2 separate regions of the Homo sapiens genome follow, and region 1 is linked to region 2. Evidence: chromatin loops called from intact Hi-C (ENCODE). Cell type or tissue: endothelial cell of umbilical vein. All regions are shown on one strand. Each heading gives the region's core, and the rest is flanking DNA. Links, peaks and the distances in the headings are about the cores only. Region 1 overlaps FMN1 (formin 1). Region 2 holds the start of LOC124903458 (a long non-coding RNA gene).

Region 1 (2,928 bases), core at 207-2,706, 420 kb before region 2:
AACAGGTGACTAGGTTGGCAGAAAATCTGCAGAATATAGGATAATGCATTTAAAAAACATAACCACCTCCCTTCTCTTTTTTAAAGTTTTTGTTCACTTTTAATAACCTCTGCAGTTTTTTTTAAATTTTTTAAATTTTTTTAATTTCAATAGGTTTTTGGCGAACAGGTGGTGTTTGGTTACATGAATAAGTTCTTTAGTGGGGATTACTGAGATTTTGGTGCACCCATCATGTAAGCAGTGTACACTGTACCCAGTGTGTAGTCTTTATCCTTCGCTTCCCCCAACCCTTTCCCTCAAGTCCCCAAAGTCCATTGTATCATTCTGATGCCTTTGCGTCCTCATAGCTTAGCTCCCACTTATGAGTGAGAACATAGAATGTTTGGTTTTCCATTCCTGAGTTACTTTACTTAGAATAATAGTCTCCGATTTTACCCAGTTTGCTGCAAATGGCGTTATTTCATTCCTTTCTATGGCTTAGTATTCCATGGTATATGTATATATGTGTGTGTATGTATATGTATATATGTATATATATGTGTATATGTATATATGTAAATATATACCACATTTTATTTATCCACTCATTGTGATTGATGGGGATTTGGGCTGGTTCTATAGTTTTGCAATTGCAAATTGTGCTAATAAACATGCATGTGCAAGTATCTTTTTCGTATAATGACTTCTTTTCCTCTGGGTAGATACCCAGTAGTTGGATTGCTGCATCAAATGATGGATCTACTTTTAGTTCAGAAAAACATAGCCTTCCCTGTTTTCTTTTTGTTGTTGTTGTTGTTCTGTTTTTTTGAGATGGAGTCTTGCTCTGTTGCTCAGGCTGGAGTGCAGTGGCACGATCTTGGCTCATTGCAACCTCTGCCTCCCGGGTTCAAGCGGTCCTCCCACCTCAGCCTCCTGAGAAGCTGGGCTTACAGGCGTGAGCTACCACACCCAGCTAATTTTTGTATTTTTAGTAGAGATGGGGTTTCACCATGTTGGCCAGGCTGTTCTCGAACTCTTGACCTCAAAAATGTTCCCTGCCTCAGCCTCCCAAAGTGCTGGATTACAGGCGTGAGCCACCACATCCAGCTACCTTCTCCTTTCTTATTCATTCTTGTTTTCATTGACACAGAAGTATTGACTCCTCCTTAGAAAGCACTGGGCTGGGGTTCACCTACTTCCACATTTAGATGGCCTGGTAGGATTGACCAGATTATTGTGATTCTCTGCAATCCCTCTTTACCCATCCAGTTTCCTGTCACAGATGAGGTGAGCACCACAAATCTAAGGAGCACTTTTTCTTTTTTTAGCCATTAACTTTAATGCCTGTTGACAACCTTGTGTTCTCCGGCTCATTACTTTCAGACCTGGAACCATGTTTTTGACGAGTGTGGGTTAAGTCTGTGATGTTCACATGGGTGGCAATCAAAGAGCAGGAGAACCCTGTATTTTTCATAACCATAAAACCATGGTCACTGTATGTCATTTTAGAACAGCATTCAACATTCCAGATATTACAAAAGGAGGTTTAGAAATGAAGCTGAAAGATGAGAAAGCTGCAGTCCTGCAGGAGATGACATGAGAATTAGTAAAGTTTTTGGTTTTGTTCCCATATATAAAGTTGTGCGTCTTTAGAGATGCTTAAAGTAGGAAGTGTAACAGTGACATCTGTTGGTCAATTACTTTAAGTTGCATTTGCCGCAAACAGCAGGCCTACAGTGTAAAAGTGCTGAAGTAGATTTTGAAAAGCTACTTTCTTTTTCTTCTGTGTTTTTAAAAAATACTGTGTTTATGTGTTTTTTAAAATTGGCTAAACTGTGTATTTCTGGTTTTCCTTTTCCTCTGTAAATTAAATGATTACTTAATTTTTTACAATTATAAAAATCCTACACAATCCTTATAGAAAATTTGAAATACATAGTTACAGTGAAAAAAAAACCTCATAATCTTAGCAGCTGAGACGACTGTACAATTTGATAAATTTTTTTTTGTATTTTTTCACTAAGTATGGTTTGTTTTTCAATGAGAGATTTTTTTTAAACATAAAAGCATGCCAGATTTTATAACCTCGTCTTGTTTTTGCTTTTTTTTTTTTTTTTTAATTTGAGATGGAGTCTTGCTCTGTCGCTCAGGCTGGAGCGCAGTGGCATAATCTTGGCTCACTGCAACCTCCGCCTCCTGGGTTTAAGCGATTCTCCTGCCTCAGCCTCCTGAGTAGCTGGGACTACAGGCGCATGCCACCACGCCCAGCTAATTTTTTGTATTTTCAGTAGAAACGGGGTTTCACTGTGTTAGCCAGGATGGTCTGGATCTCCTGGCCTCATGATCCGCCTGCCTCAGCCTCTCAAAGTGCTGGGATTACAGGCGTGAGCCACCGCACCTGGTCTCCTCCTCTCTCTTTCAAACAATTACTCTTAAACTGCTTATCCAGGCTGTTGCAAGCTCGTTACAGATGTGTTTTAAGTGATGAATATTCCATGAAATGATATGCCAAAATTTATTTAATTATTTCTCTGTTATTGGATATTGAAGTTGTTTCCAGTTTTGGAATAGGACCACTATTTAGAAATAAAATAGCGTGACTACAAATACAATTTTTCCTATACCCTTTCCCCCCATTATTTAGGACTATTTCCTTATGATAAAATTCTAGGAGGTGGATTCTTTTCTATAAGTATTTTTAGGTTTTTTGATATTTATCACTAGATGAAAAATGTCTATTTCCTGAACTAGCCTTTTATGGGCTTTATATATTTATATATTACATATATGATATATAAATTATGCATATGTATATATGTATAATTTTAATATATGTATAAATACATGTGATATATATATTTGTATATATAAATACTGTGTAATTAAACAGTATATATTAGTATGTTGCTTAGTTTTTCATTAATCAGAATTATAAAACTAAAATAGTTT
Region 2 (2,928 bases), core at 231-2,730:
GTGCCCTGACTTGTGCAGTGTGTCACCTCTCATGGCCACTCTCACTGGGTGCTCACAGTAGCCCTGAGACTAGTCAGTGGAACACTCTGGTGAGCTTCAGAATTCAAATTCAGTGCTCTTCTTACTATACCACATGGGAGATATTTTCCAGCTAAACCGTAAACAAGGCTAATATCATTGGTTTGATGGCCTTCAAATATGCACTGTTGTCATGCCGAGTCAAAGATGATAGTCTGACATAAACCAGCGTTGCAGTGTAGATGTGGCGAATGACAAGGGAGTGGCTCCTTTCCCACAAGAGGCACTGGACTTGAAGCTGCAGCTGGTACAGCCCATCTGCAGGGAAATGCCATTTTCTTCTCATGCCTCTGTTCAAAACTTGAGTCCCACTGCTTACAGCTAGACAATCATTAGAATCACTGGTGGCACTGAAAAAAATCCCAAGCAGCTCAGACTCCCTGGAACTACCATATTTGAATTCCTGGAGAGATTAGGGGCCAGGAATCTTTCATTTTAAGCTTCCCAGGTAATTCTGATGATCCACCAGGTAGGAAAAGTATTGTTCTACGTAGTTTTCTCTGTCCTAGCCAGCCTGGAAATGCTGTTTCTTTTAAAACAGTAAGTCTATCTGGATACCCTGATGCCTCCTGCCACAAAGTCAAGCTGGTATAGCATTGGCTAGGACAAGCAGTGACAGCCACAAAAGACCACCTATTCTGATTCCATTTATATGAAATGTCCAGAAGAGGCAAATTCACAGACATAGAAAGTAGAGTAGTGGTTTCCAGGGTCTGGGGAAAGGAGACTGAGGGAAGGAGTAAGGAGGCAGAGATGGGGGGAATGGCTAAGGGGAATGGAGTTTCTTTTGGGGCAATAAAAAATCTAAAATTGATACTACTATGTGAATATACCAAAAACCATTACATTGTATACTTTAAATTGTTGAATTGTATAGTATGTGAATTATATCTCAATAAAGCTGCCATTCATATATTATATATGTTATATATGTATATATGTATACATATGTGTATATATAACATATTATATATTATATATATATATATATATATATATATATATATATATATATATATATTCTTTTTTTTTAACAGCCCTAATCTTCTCTTCCCCGCTCTACACACAAACACACGTGCACCAACTCATGATCATTGACAGGTTAATTACAGAGGCCCAACTAATGTCCCACATGTATGAATGGCACTCCAATCACCTCGCTTGTGACCACCTTATTAATACTCTCCCCAGCTCTCCGCTCTCCTGCACCAGAGACATCAAATCGTCCCGGGCAGATGGCACCACCTGGTGGCCATTACAGGAAATCCTGACCGCACACCTCTGCACTACCTCCTCTCTCGCCATTCTTCCCTCTTCTTCCAACTTCAGGGCTCAGTTAATTCTATAGTTGAGGTGATCTCCAATTTATACAAAAGCACTCCCCTTCATCTCTCCTCCAACTTGCCTCAAGTCTTCCTCTACTGCTGCTAAATAGCTTAAAGAACTGTAGTTTTAAGTCTACATGTGAAAATGGAAAGAAACAAATCTTAAAGTGGATAGACAAAAATTAGATCTAATAAAGAAGCAATGCATCGTATTAACAAATATTTCAGAGACTAAGAAAAGCAAAAAGCTATATAATAGGAAGAGATGTTCTGTTTCATTGGTCATCAAATAAACACAAATAAAACAATGAAATGCCATTTTTGCCTATCAAATTAAAATACTTTAAAAAGTTAATACTTATAGTTAACAAGTGAGACAAGACACCCACAAACAAGTGAGAGAGAAAGCACAGCCATATAAGTCCAACACTTACAGAAAGCAACCTGACAGTATGTAGGAAATGCAGCCTAAACAATAGGTACAGAGCTTGACCCAATTATTCTTCTTTTCATAGAAATATATACCCCAGAGAATTTATCAAGACTGTACACAAACGTTTATGCACAAATATGTTCATTGAAGCTGTGTTTATGATGGGATAAACTGGAAAAACTCTAAATGGCCATTTGCAAAAATGCTTGAGTAAATTGAGGCATAAACATATAATAGGATATAATGCAGCTACTAAAAATAATTACACTGATTTTAATATAGGGATAGGTTCTTGATATAATATTAAGTATAAAAAGAGATAAAAGATTTACTGTATGATTTTAAAAACTACCTATGTGTGCACAGAAAACAGACTGGAAGAAAACATAGCCAAATGCTGAAAGTGGGTATCTCTAGGTGGTACGATTCTAAACAATCTTTATTTTATTTTCGAAATGATCCACGACAGCTTTTATTATCTTCATAAGAAAAAATACTGAAACATAAGTTATCCATATAGCATCCTTAAAGTTACCCCCAAATTTCCCTCCGAGTGTGTGATGGCAGAAAAAACAAAGCCTCTAGAGCCATGGGTCTCCACAGCGGGTCTGATTTTGACCCTCAGAGGACATTTGACAATGTCTGGAGATGTTTTCTTTCTTCTCTTTTTTTTTGTTGAGACAGAGTTTCGCTCGTTGCCCAGGCTGGAGTGTAATGGTGCAATCTCGGCTCACCGCAACCTCTGCCTCCCGGGTTCAAGTGATTCTCCTGCCTCAGCCTCCCTAGTAGCTGGGATTACAGGCATGCACCACCACAACCGGCTTATTTTGTATTTTTAGTAGAGACAGGGTTTCTCCCTGTTGGTCAGGCTGGTCTCTGAACTCCCAACCTCAGGTGATCCGCCCGCCTCGGCCTCCCAAAGTGCTGGGATTACAGGCATGAGCCACCGCACCTGGCCTGGAGACATTTTCTGTTGTCACAAATGGGGGAAATGCCACTGGCATCTAGTGGGTAGAGGCCAGGGATGCAGCCTCCACCACAGAGAATTATCTGACCCACATCTAAATGGTACCGAGGGTGTAAACCCTGCTC

What was found. A loop is a pair of places that touch in the nucleus more often than their neighbours do. Peaks named below come from ENCODE experiments on the same cell type or tissue, not always from the same donor. Only the 100,000 strongest peaks of a DNase experiment are listed, where the experiment ranks them.
Region 1: it touches region 2 in a loop (5-fold over the local background); 5 of 110 quality-filtered maps call a loop at or near these places.

The regions. Positions count from the first base shown.
Region 1 is chr15:33,085,425-33,088,352 of GRCh38, reverse strand. The region is part of intron 5 of FMN1 (formin 1); the gene reads left to right. Among named protein-coding and RNA genes, the nearest start is that of FMN1, 110 kb to the left of the region's middle. In endothelial cell of umbilical vein, for the core only: a CTCF peak has its summit at 1,667 (motif pointing left); a DNase peak (open chromatin) is centred at 1,642.
Region 2 is chr15:32,661,204-32,664,131 of GRCh38, reverse strand. The region is part of intron 10 of ARHGAP11A-SCG5 (ARHGAP11A-SCG5 readthrough); the gene reads right to left. All of the region lies in intron 2 of SCG5 (secretogranin V), which reads right to left. LOC124903458 (a long non-coding RNA gene) reads right to left here and starts at 541. Exons shown (of 2, transcript XR_007064573.1): 1 at 1-541. In endothelial cell of umbilical vein, for the core only: a CTCF peak has its summit at 1,333 (motif pointing left); a DNase peak (open chromatin) is centred at 1,331.